Linked DNA regions of Mus musculus: region 1 is linked to region 2. Evidence: chromatin loops called from intact Hi-C (ENCODE). Cell type or tissue: gastrocnemius. All regions are shown on one strand. Links, peaks and the distances in the headings refer to the core of each region. The heading gives the core; the rest is flanking DNA. Region 1 overlaps Npas2 (neuronal PAS domain protein 2). Region 2 holds the start of Npas2 (neuronal PAS domain protein 2).

Region 1 (8,807 bases), core at 407-8,406, 89 kb before region 2:
CTGAGATATGGAGGCCCCTTCACTGCTAGCTCAGGGTAAAAGGCCCAGTGTTCAAATGCATGAGATAGAAAAAAGGAATGCTTTTCATTTTCTGACTGGCTGACTCTGTATTATAAATCATTTTTTAGCCTAGATTTTAAAGAGTGACACACAACCTCCTCAGCCAAAAAAAGCCCTGCTCTTGTCCTAGTTTGCTGTTATAAATGATTTGCGAGCCGATAACACTCGGCTCGTCATTGCTCCGCTCTTGTCTTCAATGGGTGTAATGACGATGAGCGTGGCCTGGCGAAGGATCCGATAGAGGCTCTTATCATTAGTGACAGGAACACAAGCTTGTTTCCGTTGGCCTCCGCCTGGGATGCACTGTGGTGCACCCTGGAAATCGGTCAATGTCAGCTGGATCTGCAGCTCTGAGGCGAGAGAAAGCCAAGAGCCTGGGATGACCTTGTTTCCAGTAATGAGCACCGCTCATGCTAAGAATCTGGAACAACAGGTCGGATGACACCGGGACACTTGGCCTCTGGAATTTTGAAAGGCATCACATTTGCATGCCATGAAATATATGCATTTAAAGTACGCTGTTTGGTGACTTTTTATAATTGTTGACTGAAACCAACACAAGAGAGACAGCAGCTTCGTCTTAGGGGATTTTTCCAAGCCTCTTGTTTTTGTTTTCTCCCAAGCGCAGCCACTCAGTTTGGCATTTTCTTGAATTTCCCATAAATGGAATTCTAAAAGTCTTGGACCTTCATTTGCAACAGCTTTTGAGACTTCACCACATCGGCGTGCAGATTGACAGTTCTACCTTCAGCTCACAGGTATTCCATTGTATAGCCATATCACCTTTCGGATATCTCCAGTTTGGGTGAATTATGAACTGGGAGTAGGGAGGTGGCTCAGTGAGTAAAGACCTTGCTGCCAAGCCTGGTAAGCCGAGGTTGATTCCCAAGACCCATATGATGGAGTGGAAGAGCTGACTCCCACAAGCTGTCCTCTGGCCTCATGCATGTACATACTCACATAGTATGCTGTAATAATACATGCAATCCGTCTTAGCGTTTTACTGCTGTGAGCAGACACCATGGCCAAGGAAACTCTTATAAGGACAACATTTAATTGGGGCTGGCTTACAGTTTCAGAGGTTCAGTCCATTATCATCAAGGTATGAACATGGTAGCATCCAGGCAGGCATGGTGCAGGAGGAGCTGAGAGTTTTACATCTTCATCTGAAGGATGCTAGTGGAACACTCACTTCCAGGCTGCTAGGACGAGGGTCTTAAAGGTCACACCTACAATGACATACCTACTCCAACAAGGCCACACCTACTCCAACAGGGCCACATCTAATAGTGCTGCTCCCTAGGCCAAGCATATAAAAATCATCACACAATAATAATAATAAAATAATAATCAAAGAACACTGTCTGGGCATAGCAGTGTGCATCTGTAATGCCAGTACTCGGGACACTCAGATGGATAAGTTTCAGGCCAGCCTGGGTTTCATAGCAAAACACCAAAACAAAATAATCCCAGACAGGCAGGCAGGCAGGCAGGCAGGCAGGCAGGCAGACGGGTGGACAAGCAAACACACACACACACAGACACACACACACACACACACACACACACACACACACACACACACACACACACGTCCCCTAGCCCCACACCCCAATGTAGCAGAAACATACAAGACTTTAAGATTCACTCTCTTGGGCCAATGCAGAAGCACAGAGCTGCTGAGTCACTTGGTAGACATGCGTTAACCGAGACACCACAATATTGCCACGTGAAGTTGGCTCCAGCTGTTTCCCATCTCTATCGGGAACAGATGAGATTCCCGCTTGCCCCCATCTTTGCCAATACTTGGGAGTGTCAAGTTTCTACCACTGTTGGATGATTTGATTGTGGCTTGTGTTTGCCTTTTTCTGGTGACACTGAACATCTTTCTGTATGCTTTATGTCATTCATGTGTCTTCTTTAGGAGGGCGTTTATTCAATTCTGCCTTTATAAACAATTGTGTCATCTTACTGGGGGTGGGATGGGTAGAGGGATCCAGAGAAAGAGAGTGTGTGTGTGAGAGAGAGACAGACAGAGAGGAGACAGCAGATAGGAGGACACAGCACAGGTCTCTGTGTTAACACACATCCTTAGGAACCGCAGTCTTTGATTTTTGAATGCAGCTCCCAGGATACCTTTTGTAAAATGTCCATCGGACATCTTGGGGAGTTTGAGTAAGGTTGCCTAGGCCTCATCTGCAGGATACTGACTAGGAGGTTCTATGTAGTTCCTTACATACAGCTGCATGCTGCATAATGTTTCCATGAACAATAGACACACTCAACGTGGGCACGTAAGAGCTTAACAGAGTAGGAAAATCATGGTTGCTTTGATCTTACATCACAGTTCAATGCATTACTCGTGTGAGTATGACAACACTGGTTGTTGACACACCTACTGTGCACTGGTGTTAACACACCTACTGAGCACTCAATCATCTACAAGCACAGCACATATAACCATGTGTAGGAACTAATACTGGTGAAAACCATAATTGGCGATGTCATCGGCTTGTGTACTCACTACATTGTAAATGATCATGGAGGCTCACACCCCCACTACTGAGTGTGCTGACAGACAACAGTGCACATGTTACGTCAGTAGCAACAGCTTCACACTCTGTGGAGTTTCTTGATGACATCATTTTCTCCTGTGCTTGATTCCACCTCATATTTTTTGTTTATTGTAGTCCCAAGGGTAGTAGAATATCACACACACACACACACACACACACACACACACACACATGCACAGATACATGCACAAACACATTCATACACACAGACACACACAGAAATATACTACACACACACATACACACATACACACAGATACACAGACAGGCAGCCCCCCCCCCTCCAACACTAGCCTGGGTGTGCAGTAGGACATGTCATCTGAGTTTGTATGGTATAGTCTATGATGCTTGCAGAGACAGAAATCACCATATAATTCATTTCTGGGAGTCTGTTTCTGTCAGTAAGTGGCACCCGGCCATGTTGCTTTTCTCATCCTTTCAATGGTCCTATGAGGTAGGTACCATTCTTATATGTTTTCCAGGTGAAGAAGCCAAAGCACTGAAAGAGACCATGTGACTTATCACCATTACACAGTGGGACAGCTGCAATGCAGGCTGGCTTAGACATCACTCCTGCCCCTTGCTGTAGCTTCCCCAAGTCACGTGGCATCATCTTCTAAGAAGCCACATACCCAGTATTCTGGGAGCCCAGAGTCAAGTGTGACTAATGCTGATGGCTTAGTTTTCATTCATACCACAGGAATGAAACCCACACTCTACAGAAAACAGCGTCTCACAAGTCTTTTCCCCTTAGAGACAGGACAGCATAGAAAATGGAGAACAGAGTCGGACGCCAGCCCCAGGGCCTCAAGGAGTAGCCTTTCCGTTGCTGCGGTCAATATGATTGGTGTTGGTGTTCAGCTAGCATTTCCCTGATCTCCTTCAAACAGTTAGGATGGTCTTTCCCTGCCCTGAAAGTCAGTGGCCAGTCACACTGTGGCTCCTTAGACATGGAAATGGAGACACAAATAGCAAGGGGTCTGTTTCCAGTCAGAGGCTCAAGGTCCCTTCAGAACTGCTGGGTCCTGCCTTGGCAACGAGCCAGAGGAACCAAGGCAACGAACGCTTCGCTCGTCCTGAGCTCCGGATTGAGAACACTTAATAACAAGAGCCTTGATATGATAGTTTGGAGAGGTGGTGGCACTCTGAGGAGGTGGGGACTAATAAGAGACTATTAGTTTTTCACCCTGGGAAAAGATTAAGACTAAGTAGGTTGTTAGGAAGCAAGTTTGTTTTCTTAATTTACTCTTGTTTCATGTCTTGCTCTCTCATCATCATATCTCTCTGTCTCTCTCTCCCCTCTGCTTTCCCGCCCCTCCCCCTTCTCTTTCATGTGAACTCACTCACTCACCCTACCATAAAGTCCTTACTGGAAGCCAATGTTACCATCATGCCCTCAGACTTCGGGGAGCATAAGCAAAAGGACCCTTTTCTTAAAGACTCTACTGCCAGGCATTTTGTGGTAACAAGGCAAGAGTCCTCTTAAGCTTCTGAGATGAAAGAGAAAAGGGCTCCCCAGACTGTAGCACTTCGAAACAGGAAATATCATCACCCTGTCGCGCAATGAGGAAGAGGCGAAAAGGTAAACAAGGTTTCACATGTGACTCCAAGGCAGATTTATATTTATGGGAGAGTTGAGTATGTCCTGGTTGTTGCCCGTGTTTGGGAATCCAGGCAAATGTACACCTGAGTCTACCCAGCTTGGGCAGTACAGGAATGGCTTTAAATTCAGGTTCAATGCATACTGGGAAGGATTTTTACCATCTTCACCAAGAAGGGAAACACCATGCCCAGCTTCTCCCCATTTCAGATTAGCCATGAAGAAGAAGGTATTGATGAAGTCAGTCCCATTGCCTACCTGGAATGTTCGGACACAGGAACCCGTCAGAGGCGTTAGCCGCCGAGGCAAAGTTCATCTTTAAACATTCAGTCTCATACACTGAGGAAGAAGTCATGAGGCTTCCTGAAAATAGCAGCGATTAGCTTTTGATTCCACAGCCCGAGAATCTAGGGCTTCCAGGGCCACAAGCGGTGTGGCAGCAACACTGGGCTGGCTGACAGGACGAAGAGATTTCTGTTCCAGAGAACACTGCTGATTATTTTTAAATTTAGGCTTATGGATAACACAGAACGGAGCCTCCAATCCAAAAGATATCCAGATGGCCAAGACCTTTACAGAGGGCACTAAGCCAGACTAGCACTCCCGTGCCTATTGCCAGGCCTGAGACAGGTCTTCAGATCTCAGACACACCCACAGTTATAATGTAAAGACCAGGGTGGTCTTTACATTAGACTAGTACTACGTTTGTCTACATTGTTTAAGTACTTGTTAGGTCATCTCAAGACCAAGACAGATGTGAATGGAAGAAAGCAATGTAAATGTTGTCACAGATTGATGAAGAAAAAGCCACTAGGCACCCAGCTAGGCATTAGAAGTTTGTATGAGTGGGAGACCTCACACAGAACTCCAGGGTGATGTTGTGGCTGTTGCCCTGTGCAGAAAAGCTAATATCAAGAGAAGAGTCAAGGGGGCCAAGTGATTAACCCCTAAAAGCCAGAGGAACTGATTTTGTTTCAGGGGTCCATATTGAAGATCAGGACCTAGAAGGCACATTTACTCCAACTGTAGTCACTTCATCAAGATGTACAAGAAAGAGAGCTCACAGCTGGAGAACAGCATAGCACATGGCAGGTTGTTGAGGTCTCTGATGTGCCTTATCTGGCCTCAGAGCGTCACACACAGCATAAGCAGGCTTTTGCTGATGCCAAGGAGAGTTGGTGACCTGCTTCAGGCAATGGGGTAGCACCTGGTGCATTATGGGATGAAGTCATCAGGCTCTGGGATGAGTCTGGCTACTTCTTGGCTAAGTGGAATGAAGCAGCACCCACCTGGTGAGCTGTAATGCAAATACCAGAGGGTTATGGAAACCCTGACCGCCGCTCATTGCGATTGTGTCTGGGGTGGATGACTCTCATCTTCTGGCTGAGTTCTGATGGATAAGTTTGCCCTGGTACCTGGGTTTGCTCCAGGAACCACCATCCCAGGCAGGACCAGGGTGAGGCCTCTGAGCAGAAAGAGAGGACCCCCCCTTGGAGACAGTCCAAAGGACTCCCAAACAGGGAAGGAAACAGAAGCAGCTGTTGGAGAAAATCTGCCAACATCAGGAGGTGCTGAAGGCCATGCGCAGCCACTCCCAAGCTCATACCCTTTTGACATGACCACCAGACCTCCCGCTAAAGAACTCTTGTGTGGATACCTCTGCATTCTGCCACCCCTCTACTGACAGTGACTAAGAATGTTCTGAGGAGAATCCATTCTATCCAAGCTCCCACAACAACCAGCAAAGGCTCCTGGCTGTGCTCCCAAGCCTTCTGCATGGATACCCCAACCCAGAGCCAGTACCTTCAGGCTGATCCAGCCACCCGAGGTACCCCTCTCTCAAACCTAAAAATCCTTCCGTCAAGACGGTATCCTGGCCTACTCCTTTAGTGCAGACCATCACTGTCTTTACTCCTTAACTCCAAGGGCCTTCAGGGGAAGAGGACCAGGCAGGCTTAAAAGAGTTCAGAAACATAAAGGGTACCTGTGGAGGTGGGTGTGACCAGAGAGTGGTATACAGACCTTGCCAGAGCCACGGAGGTGGTGGGAGTATGGGACCATGGAAGGTGAAGTCTAATGACATATCCACAACCACTGGGTGGAGAAAATCAGTGATGGATGATGTTTGGTTGATAAAGCCACCTCTGGAGTTTCAGACGCCTGACAGACAGAGGAAGGGCGAAGGAAGAAGAGTCTATGGTGATCTAGCCCGGTTGGAGCCCCATACCTCCAGCCATCTCCACTGAGCCTGATACCACTGCCTCTGGCATCATGAAGGCCATGCTCCAGCTTCCTTATGGCGACTTACGGTATTCCTGCCTCCGAGTTTCCCCATCGTGGTTTCTTTGAAGAATGCATGAAGTCATATGAGGCAGGGTTCCAGAATCTGCCCCATCTGCCAGAGGTGTGCCACACTGCTGGCCAAGGCCTTAGAGAAGAACCTGCCCACATTCCAGATAAAGCTCAGTGCATGAGAAGAACTACAGACTGGTATACTAGTATTTCTGCAAAAGGGAGGGAGGAATCTGTGGTTTCAACTTGGGCTTGCTCGATGGATGTCTGGACCAGAGAGCTTAGGTAACAGTTTAGCAGCCTGGCCTCATCCCATCCAGACCAAACCTGACTCTGTCCCTTGTACCGCTATTTCCATGTGTATAACTAGTTTTGGGTATCCTCCAAGCCATAAAATGAGATCCAGCCATCTTGGCAGAACGTATGGATGAGTCTGAGACAAGGTGCTGGGTATTAGAGTAGAAACTGGTGAGAAGACCTGGAAAAGGCAGGAGAAATTCGGCATGACGCGAGGAGGATTGCAGAGGCACTCTGCAAAGACCACACCAGTGTCTCTGTTATTTTCTGGTGTCAACCCTAACACCTGCCGTGGGGCTCTCAGTCTGAAACCTGAGAGTTTCAGGGGTTTCTAGATGAAGTAGTCTCTCTCTGTCCAGTCTCCTCTGTCTAGGTAAGTGTCCTAGTCAATGTTCCATTGCCACGAAGAGACACCATGGCCACAGCAACTCTTATAAAAGAAAGCGTTTAACTGGGGCTGGCTTACAGTTTCAGAAGTTTAGTCCATCATCATCATGGCGGGGAATATGGGGACAGGTGTGATCCTAGAGCAATAGCTGAGAGCTACGTCCTGATCCACGTGCTGAAAGAGAGAAACTCTTAAACAACACAGGTAAGTGTTTTGTTTGTTTGTTTGTTTGTTTGTTTTTTAAAAAACCTCAAAGCCCACCTCCAGTGACACACTTCCTCCAACATGGTCACCCTTCTGAATCCTTCTAATCTCATTCAAGAGTTCCACTGCCTTGTGACTAAGCATCCAAATAAATGGGCCTCTGATGACCATTTTTATTTGCACCACCACAGTAAGGTAACACTGCTGTTAGAATTCTTTTAAACTTGCAATCTTAAAGGTAACATCTAAGAAGAGACCTTTTTGTATACTTCGGTACATAGTCAGTATGGGAGGGTTTGATCCCAAACTCTCATCCACCCCCCCCACCTACAATCTGGCAAGCTCTGTTCTGCTCCCTACAACTACACAGATGACCCCCAACATCTGATAACCTGACGTGGCTTTCCCCTTACACTGGTGTGAGGGCGACACACACTCACTAGAAGCTAAACTATGAGCTTTGGATTTCAACCTTTTCCCAGCTAGTGATGGGTGGCAAGATCCTAGGTTATGATACAACTGTGAACCACAGTTCTGTCAGCCACGAGAAGCGACTGATGGAATACAACATCCTACATGGCCAAGCTGAGATGTTCTGTTGGCCTGGCATGCTGCAGGCATTACAACTTCCGGGATTTCCACCTTAGCAGAGTTTACAGAATGTGACCCCACTGTAAGGTGATGAACATCTGTAATCTTAGATAATAAATACTCACATGCAGCATGCCACTGTACAGTACACAGGAGGGAGATTGTGATGGCCCTGGATACCTAGCTCTCTTAGGGTTTTACTGCTGTGAACAGGCACCATGACCAAGACAACTCTTATAAGGACAACATTTAATTAGGGCTGGCTTACAGGTTCAGAGGTTCAGTCCATTATCATCGAAGTATGAACATGGCAGCATCCAGATAGGCATGGTGCAGGAGGAGCTGAGAGTTCCACCTACTTCAACAAGGCCACAGCTCCTAATAGTGCCACTCCCTGGGCCAAGCATATACAAACCTTCGCAATAGCCATCTACATTCTAAATATCTACCCCTATATCCACAGGTAAGTGTAGCTCCCATCAAAGAAGCTTCCTTTTACACCAGACGGAGACCATTCAGAAAATCTCAATGGATCAAAATTCCAGGGAGAACTGACCACGGGGTGCACAACCCAAATTGCTTCGTGGACATCACAACCTACATGCAAGGCTCAGAGCAATGGAGATAAGTGTCAGAGGAGGCCTTAGCCAGGTGGATCGACACTGGTGTTACCTGTCTGGGTAGCAACTTCACTGCCAACCATACCTCCATGGCTGGAGTGCTGGGGTGCCAAGTGGAGGAGGACTGTATCTAGAGCAAGGGCTTCAGGGACTATCTCATGAGTATGCTTCTGTGGCTC
Region 2 (8,807 bases), core at 185-8,184:
AAAGATTGGGATGTGACAGTCCTCAACTTGTCTTTGCTACAAACAGCATGGGGGCGGGGCGGGGGAGGGATATGCTAATGAAACATCCCTGTGAGCCAATGCGGCTTCAAGTACCATTTTCACTACGTAAATGTGAAGCTCCATTAGACACTTGCTATGATGAAGCCAATTAAACTGTTAGAGTAAAGCAGCCAAGAGGACTGACTCACTAGGCTATTTTCAAACCCTTCACAATTTGACCTCTGCTGGGGGAGACGTTGCAGTGTGTGTGGGATCAACCAGAACAGCCTGTGGAAAGTTCACAGTGGCTCTTGGCATCCAGGACAAAGCACACGTGTTCTTGTTTTAAAAATGCATGAAGATTTAGCCCTTTGGCTTCTGAGGATTTACTATAAGGAAAATTCTGGACACACACACACACACACACACACACACACACATAGATCATATACCCAGAATGTATGAGAGAAACCTACGTATTAATTTAGCCTGAAGACATTGGCACTTGAGAAGTAGCTACTAATATAGGTTATCAAGATCTAAGACAGACGCTCCCAAAAGATGGATTTAAATTGTGATTTGTTTTTACTGATTTCATTGTTTTTTACATTTTTATTACAAAGCAGCCAGAAACATAAAGCAGAGACCAAATTGTTACAAACAACTAGGTAAGTTAAAAAAAAAAAAACACCAATTGTTTTCTATATAAAGGTCATCTCTTCAGCTACCATGTGAACATCTATCATACCAGGAAATTTTCCTCTCAACACACTCATTGCAATTGTCTCACTCCATTCTCCAGGCATGTTTAACCCTTGGGCGTGTGTTGTAACATTTTATTAATAATGTGCTTTCTCTAGAGTATATCCTCTCCTACCCCTCAAGATGTAACTCTAGGGAGTAGTTGGAATAAAAACCTTTTCCACATCTGCACAGCGGGATGACCTCCAAATAAATAGAGGTACGGGTTTCTGAGGGGAAATGGCAAAAGAGTAGACTGCTGGGAAACACCAGTACCTCAACTGGTTCATATCTGTCAGTAACGAAAAATTTGCTTTGTAAAATAGTGGCCCAGATCGCAATATCTCTTTTAAAAACAGGATTATATTTATTTAGGGGCTATTTAAAAAGAGATTGGAGGTTATTTCTGGCAACGTTTTCCTTCAGAGAAATTTTAGCAGCAGGAAGGAAGATCAAGCCAGTATTTGCTCTTGAGTCTGAAGGGTGCCTTCCAGGGCTGGCCGTTTTTCATGCAAGCCATAATTAGTTGGCCAGTTCGCTGGATGGGGACTTCTCTGTGAAGAGAGAGACAGGAAGGTGTTGACAGAGCTGAGTCCTGCCAGGAACTGCTTCAGGACTAACTACCTGGAAAGTCCAAATGGGAAATCCCTCCTATAAAAGAAAACCCTATTAAGGATAATAGAGTTCTAGTGATTGAGACAGACTAGCTGTCTCCGCCGACGCAGTTAATAACGACTCAATATTCACCTGTAAAGAAGCAAGCTAACCGCGAACTAGGGGCGGATCCTAACGCAATGGATAGAGAAAAAAAAACCCTAAGCTGGGGCCTCTAGGACCCTTGCAACACCTGTTGAACGCTACAGCCTACAACTTTACGAACTAAAGACTCCCGGATTTAACCTTAGGAGATTCTAGAGTCGGTGGAAATGCGCGTGTATGCTTAAGGTTTCCATCTTGCCTTGTCAACAAAACTGGTTACTAATTATTTATGAACCACAGAGCCGAAAACAAACTTTCTTACCTTAAGCAGTTAAGGAGAGGCGGGCAGAGGGGGGAGGCTGGCTTTGAATTGAGCCTCTTGGTACCTGTCCCTGCCCCCTGCTTCCCACCCTAAGTGGCTTTTTAGAAAAGTCAAGGTCGCACCCCTCCTCTACTTGGGGAGGGGGCACACCTCCCACTAAAACAATGTTGTAGCATCCAACCCGGGGAGTCCCAGGAGCGCAGAGCTGTCTAAGCACAAAGACTGGGCTTTCAGTCCAGCCCTAAGCCAAGTCAGACCCAGGAACGTAGTGACACAAGGGCCCGGCCAGGCAACCACACTCTCCAGGCGTCCCGGGCTCCCTACGCTTCGGGATGCCTGCGGTGGGGCTCTGGAAGGGCAGCGGGCAATCTTGAAAGCTTCTGTCCGGGCACGCAGTACCCCTCTAGCACCCTCGGAGGACCCCCGAATCCCGATGTTTGGGGTGCCTAGTCCTCTCTCTTGGCGAGCAGCTCCGGGAGCCCACCGTCTGTCTGGCTGCAGCGGTTGGCAGGACCCGAAGCCCAGGGCGGCAGGACCCGGAGTGCGCAGGACTCACCTCCCCGCGCCCCAACCCCCGGGTGCCTGCGCTGCGCAGCCTCGCGCGGTGTCGCGCCCGAGCGTCCCTCCCTGCCCCGCGCGTCCCCAGCGCTAGCGAGCAGGTGACCAGAGCCGCGAGCCACGCGCACGTATTCCCACCCGAGATCGTGCGTCCCCAAGCGCGGTGGCCTCTTACCTCCGAGCGGGCCGGGGCGGCCCCGCCAGGCCGGGCACCGACTGGGCCGGGGAGACGCGCCTCCCGCCGCCGCGGGGAGCCGGGGCGGCAGGCGGGCTCGGGGAGCTTCTCCCGGGCGGCGGCGGGAGGCGCTGCTCTCGCCGCTGCCGCCGGGGTCTCGGGGCTCCGCGGCCGCTGCGCGGGTCCCTCGGGTCCTGCGGAAAAGCCCGCCGCTCGCGCCGCAAACTCTTGGGCGCGTAGAGCTGGGGACCGCCGCCACCTCCCCGCCCCGCTGCCGCCTCCTCCTCCTCCCTCTTCTCTTTCTCCTCCTCCTCCCGCTCCCCTTCCTCCTCCTCCTCCTCCTCTTCCTCTTAAGCCTCCAGGCTCCGGCGGCTACCCGCTCCCCCCACCCCCCTACGGTCCAAACCCAGTGTGAGCCGCGCACTCAGCGCGTGCCGCAGGGACGCGGACCCTGCGACCCCCCGGCGACTCTCGGCGGGGCAGACACCGGTGCGCCCCCAGGGCCTCTGCGAGTCCTGCGGGGCTGCTTGGGGAGGGGGGTGTGGGGGTATCGACGTGGGGGTCCGGCCAGTCTGGTCCGGACTGGGCGCGGTGGAAGGGGGAGACTGTGCTTAGTGCGGAACCTGGAAGAGGGGAGGCGAGCTTGACATTTGAGGAGCTGCCGGCCAGGGTCCTGCTAAAGTTGTCACTAGGGGGGTAGCAAAGAATCCGTGCCCCGGGTAAATGGGAATCATCTCAGTGCCCACTGCCACTGTGCTGTCACGGGGTGGGGGTGTTTGCTAGAATGTGATTGTCTTGTCCCCCTCGCCCACGCCGACCTCTAAGGGCAGGCCTCTGCGCTTCCGTGACTCAGGTTACTGGGGACGTGGGTGGGTGAGGGAACACCAGGTGAGAAGAAGGGTCCTGGGATGTGAGAGTGAACGCTGTTCGTGGAATATAGCAGCGGTTGCTAGGGAGGAACGCTCGGTGCCTCCTCCAGGGCGAGCTTAACTGGTCAGGAAAATGGGTCAAGGATCGGCAAGAACCCGCTAAATGTCCCCTTGTAACCCCAGGGCCACAGGTCGGGGGCTGCGGCCAGGAGGCGCCCTAGGAGCAGCGCCGGGCCTCTCCCTCCCCGCCCCCACTGCCCTCTCTCCTTTTGCACCAGTGCAGGAAATGTTCCACTGACCTACATATTTTTCCAAACATACGTGACCTTTTTTTTTTTTCCTGTGGGAGGAGACAGGCGAGAATCCAAGAAAAAGAGAAGCTGTAGAGAGCGGCGCGCGCAAGAACACAGGGAGCCCTTTTCCCAAGCTTCTGCAAACCCCTAGCCAAGACAGATGTGCAGACGGGGTACGGGGAACCAGGCCTGCTGTTAGACTCGCTGAGGGGGTTCTGAGCGCGAATGGGGTGATGGGGAGATTGCTAGCCCCGCGGAAGAGCTCAGGGGTGGCGTGTTTCACCCAAACCCACAACAACCCTCTACTGGCGTCCAGAGATCACGGCAGGCAGGCAGGCAGGCACCTGGCTAGACCAGCCGGAAGAGGGGAGCCACGTCCCCGCGCCAGGTGCACAAAGGCCACCTGCTTTCTGACACCCTTTGAGTTCAATTCCTGGGGCAGAGCTCTGTCTTGGCAGCTCTCTTTGGGTCATTCTACATCTCACATTCCAGCAAGTGGCCTGGACAAGGAAAACGCCCCCATTGGCTCCTGGCTACCTATCACCCTCCCCCTCCCTCTTTCTCCCCCTTCCTCTCCCCCTCCCTCTCCCTCTCCTCCCTCTTCCTCTTCCTCCCCCTCTCCCTCTTCCTCTCCCTTCCCCTCCCTTTCCCTCTCCTCCCTTTCCCTCTCCCCCTCTCCCCTCCCCGTGTGCGTGTGTGTGTGTGTGTGTGTGTGTGTGTGTGTGTGTGTGTGTGTGTCCAGAAGGGGTCTCCGGAGCTTCTGAGGCTTCAGTTCCAAGAGCTAGCCTTAGTCCTGGCTCATGGTGTTCTGGGGCCTGGATTTCTCCTCTCCAGTGCAAACTGGACCTGCACCAGAGGGGCCTTATTTGGACATGCAACCCTACCCAGTCAATTAGATGAAAACACTCACACAGAGGTCCTCCCCTCCCCAGTAAAGTAGGTCATTCTCTTTATTTCCCATTTGTATTATTTTTGTCTAATTCTCCTTCTGAGAAAATAAGCACGTGCACAGAACTCCGAGCATCCTACAAACCCTGCCGTCCTCAGGCTTGTTTCTGACTCAAAGGCTTTTGAGGAAAGAGAAAGTTGACTGACCCCTTGTTAGTTTGGAGTTCCCCTTTCCAGCTAGAGGAGGGAAGTATTTTATTTTCCTTTACTTTTCTCTCTGTTCTTCTGTCCTTTTCCTTTAAGCAAGCAGCCTTTTACTGTGCCTTTAAACAGTGGCTATGACTAATATCCAATAAAGATGAAATTGTGTTTCTAACCAGATTTAATATAGAATTTAGAACTCTCTCTCTCTCTCTTCCTTCCTTTTCTTTCTTTTTTCTTTCTTGTTTTAAAATTTTCTTTGAAAGAGATTCCAACTCCCTCTGGCAGCTTGAAAACCCATTGGGATCTCTTTTAAGAAACTTGACATGGCCTAATTACACAAGTCTGCAGTGTAACAAGTGCTTGAGCTGTCCTGTTCTTATTGGTTGTGAGGAGCCTTCCTGCTTTCTTCCTGTTTGTTATGGAGACTGTGTGAATGTGGTGGTCATACTTATCCCAAGCCTCACCCCTTCTCGAGTGTTTCTTCTCACCCAGGAGGGACTTTGAGTCAAGTGGAGACTGTAGTCCCCAAACAAACGTGTTCTCCCTCCGATTGCAAAGGAGGGCCTCCTGCTCTCTCCGTGCGTTTGACTGTACACTTCCTTCCAGAGCCCTGTGTGGAACACTGAGAGGGGTTTGTGTACACAGGAGGTTTACAATCTGAGAGACAGAGATAGACATGAGCTACATAGGGTGGATGACAGGAGTTCAAAGGAGGAACTCAGAATGGCCATTGTGGACAAGGTGGCAGAGCACCCACGAGATAGCAAACTCACGATAGTTCATCATGATGGACACATTACTTAAAATGTGTGGCACGGATCAGATGCAGCACTTCAAACCTGCATTGTGGGGGTGGAAATTCTCACGTGGCCCCAGTCATTTATCCTTTAAAGGAGTTTGCTTTTGTTGATCAAGTCTTTCAGTGATTTCCAAGCAACCCTCGATATTTTTTCCAAGAAATCAAAAGGCATGAAATGGAGGATGAAAATTTTCATTAATTACCAATATTTCAAAATATATAAAAAATCATCCAACTAATCCATTGGATCTAATTGCATGTCAAATCTGTAGCATATCTCAGTTAGAAATACTGATATAATTAACTTCTCACATAGGTATTGGGTGGCTGGGTGGTTATTGGTATCTGCTTTTAGAGACATTTGGGAGAGACTGTTTGGACTACTGCAGTACTTATGGTACTACCTAGGGCTTGGGAACCATGCTGGGATGCACTTTCTGTAACCGTAGCACAGTTTTAGGATAGACAATGAGAACAAAGAGTTGCTTCTGGAAGAATAACACATTTTTCTAGCTAGTCACAGGTGGAAAGGCCCTTGTATATGTAATAGCTAGAAGCCTGTCGTGGACAATTACCTCAGAACATCAATTTCTTTCTACCTAAGAGAAAAATCAAGTATCATGCCATGCCTTGTTACATAGAATAGGTAGCATTTTGCTGGTAAAGCGTCTGAGGCAAACCCTGCCAGAAGAGGATCATTTGGGAAGGAGGAGGAAGAAGCCCTAGAACCTAGGAGTAATGGATGCAGAGGCCAGAACTCATGAACAGCCACGAAGGAAGTAATTGGACACACCCACCCCATGCTGAAATGAACAAGGTGAGGGTTAGGCACCCTGTCCTACAACAGTGCCATAGAGGAACAAAAGGCAGGCTGCACTAGAAGTCCCCCCCCACCCCCCGGGGCCTTGGAGTCAGCAGGACACACACACAGAGGCTCACAGCCAAGCCTGGTGTAGTTTAGACTTCACTGGATGTTCCTACCCTGTTAGATCAACTGTAGAACAGAGGGAGCCAGCAGGGGCGGTCAGAACCCAGAGAGGAAGATGGAGCTGGAGGAGTCTGACGGTGGCAGAGCTAACAGACCAGAAGGAATGGTGCACGTGCATGCTGGCCTCCATTCCCACTCGTGCGAACACAGATCTGAAAGAGGCTGGCTGACACTGTAAGAAAGATGGGCCCTGGAGAGCTCTTGCACGCTCAGGACTAAACCAGCAAGAACGACGCTGCAACAGGATCCTTCTGCACACGTTTATTGGGAGAGCTTGATTGCAGAGGCGAAGAGACCCCAAGCCCAGAACTGGTGCTGCTTATATAGGCCTAGGAGAGGCGTGTCTCACACCCGGATTGGTTATGCACTAAGCCTCATTTGCATGTTCCTCATCTGATTGGCTACTCTCTCTCTCTCTTTCTCTCTCTCTCTCTCTCTCTCTCTCTCTCTCTCTCTCTCTGTACCTCACAAAGCCTCATTATCATACCTCATTTGCATGTCTCACATCTGATTGGTTATACTCTCAAAGCCTCATTATCATGCCTGGGCCAGGCAGTGTCTTTGCAAAAAACTTTACTGCATATGTACACATTGGTTGTTTGTCCAAACTTATGTGTGGTGGCCAGCAGTAGTCAGCGCCACTCTGCAATGGCACATGTGGCTTCCCACAGAGAGCGATGCTTCTTTACCCTGGGCTCCTTTGAGGAAGAAGACACTTTGTGTATGTTTTCTCTGATAATAAAGTCTGAGCCTGAGTTTTAAGTTGCAGACGTGTAAGAGCAGTTGTAAATTCACACACGCACACACACACAAATAAGAAAATCAGCATCTCCTCCCCCACTCTGTTGTATCACGATTTCCCACTAGGCCCTCATGTTTAGCTACTTATTATCAGCAAATTTTTATTTTTATTATCTCAAAATTACATGTAAATGTGTGTGTGTGTGTGTGTTTGTGTGAGTAGGTACATGTGACTGCAGTGCTCTCAGGGCCCAGAAGGGGGACATTAAGACCCCTGAAGCTGGACTTACAGGCAGTTGCGAGCCACCTGAAGTGGGTGGGTGCAGGCAATTACAGTAGGATCTTCTGCAAGGGCAGTGGTGGCTCTCAACAGCTGAGCCCCCTCTGCAGGTGGTACCCCATGTTTCTTACACCTGGTGAACCCTCTGGAGGTGCTGTAATCATTTGCCTTCACAGTCATTTGGCACCACTGTTCCCTGTTGATGTGCCTAAATGTATAATCCTTGTATCACAGTATCAAAGGGAATTGTGCCACTGTTCTAAAAACAGGCAAACAAAACAAAACAAAACAAAACAACAAAACAAAACACAAGCCTCAACCCTGTCCACCCATCCCTATGCACTAGGCTTTTTTCATTGCTTCTGTGGATTGGCCTTTCCCAGAATTCCATGTAGCCACTACAATGCAGTGTGCAATGCAAGTGTTTTCAGTCTGGCTCTGCCATCTACTCACTTGCATTTAAGTTAAGACTCATCTGCATTTTTTCAAGGCTCAGTAGCCCCCTTCTTTTTAGCACTAAATGATGTTCTATTGTCTAGATAAGACGGTGTTTTAGATGAAGTCTCAGGAAATAATGTTTGCAGTAATGAAGGGTGACATGTAACTAAGATTACATGTCAGGTACTCACATTACCTCGACTCATCTTTAGGTGGGCCCTATAAAAAAGTAATTTGTGGTTTCCAGGACCCAGATAGGGTCTCTGACTTCAAGATGCTCAGGCCCCTCAGCAGAGGACAGCAACAGAGCAAAGCTGCGCCTTGACTCGGATGACGTGTGTGTGTGTGTGTGTGCGTGTTTAAGCTCCTCCCACCCAACCCAACACACACACCTGTCAGATGGTGTACAGAGATGCTCATCTTTCCTTCTGTGTGAAGACTTGCTAGCTGAGGCAGAGTGACCAAATGCCGCCATGTTACCACAAACATCTCTTCTGCTCTCTCCTTGGTATGTGTTGGCTATTTGATTCTTCAACACATTTGTTTGCTTTAGGCTTGTCTTTTAATTTTTATTTACACGTGTGTGCATGTATATCTTTGTATGTATATGCTACATGTGTGAAGATGACTCTGGGGGGCCAGAGGGTGTGTCAGATGACATACAGTCGGAGTGAGTGGCCTTATGTGGGTGCTGGGAACTGAAATCTAGTCTTCTGGAAGAGCACCAAGCGCTTTTAACTGCTGAGCCATCTAGCCATCGCCAGATCACTTATGTCTTGTTTCTGTGTTTATGAGACAGGGTTTCACTATGT

The links. Hi-C counts contacts between places; a loop is a spot of excess contacts. Peaks named below come from ENCODE experiments on the same cell type or tissue, not always from the same donor. Only the 100,000 strongest peaks of a DNase experiment are listed, where the experiment ranks them.
Region 1: a loop joins it to region 2, with 2.8 times the contacts of the local background. A loop is called at or near these places in 6 of 42 quality-filtered maps.

What each region holds. Positions count from the first base shown.
Region 1 is chr1:39,276,519-39,285,325 of GRCm38, reverse strand. All of the region lies in intron 2 of Npas2 (neuronal PAS domain protein 2), which reads right to left. It also overlaps the pseudogene Gm20428 and the pseudogene Gm17904. Among named protein-coding and RNA genes, the nearest start is that of Npas2, 87 kb to the right of the region's middle. In gastrocnemius, for the core only: no CTCF peak of the experiment used is centred there; DNase peaks (open chromatin) are centred at 3,676 and 4,773; H3K27ac peaks cover 565 bases.
Region 2 is chr1:39,187,698-39,196,504 of GRCm38, reverse strand. Npas2 (neuronal PAS domain protein 2) reads right to left here and starts at 2,233. Exons shown (of 21, transcript NM_008719.2): 1 at 1,763-2,233. In gastrocnemius, for the core only: CTCF peaks have their summits at 2,627 and 3,563; DNase peaks (open chromatin) are centred at 2,418, 2,970, 3,167 and 3,597; H3K4me3 peaks cover 3,498 bases; H3K27ac peaks cover 4,890 bases.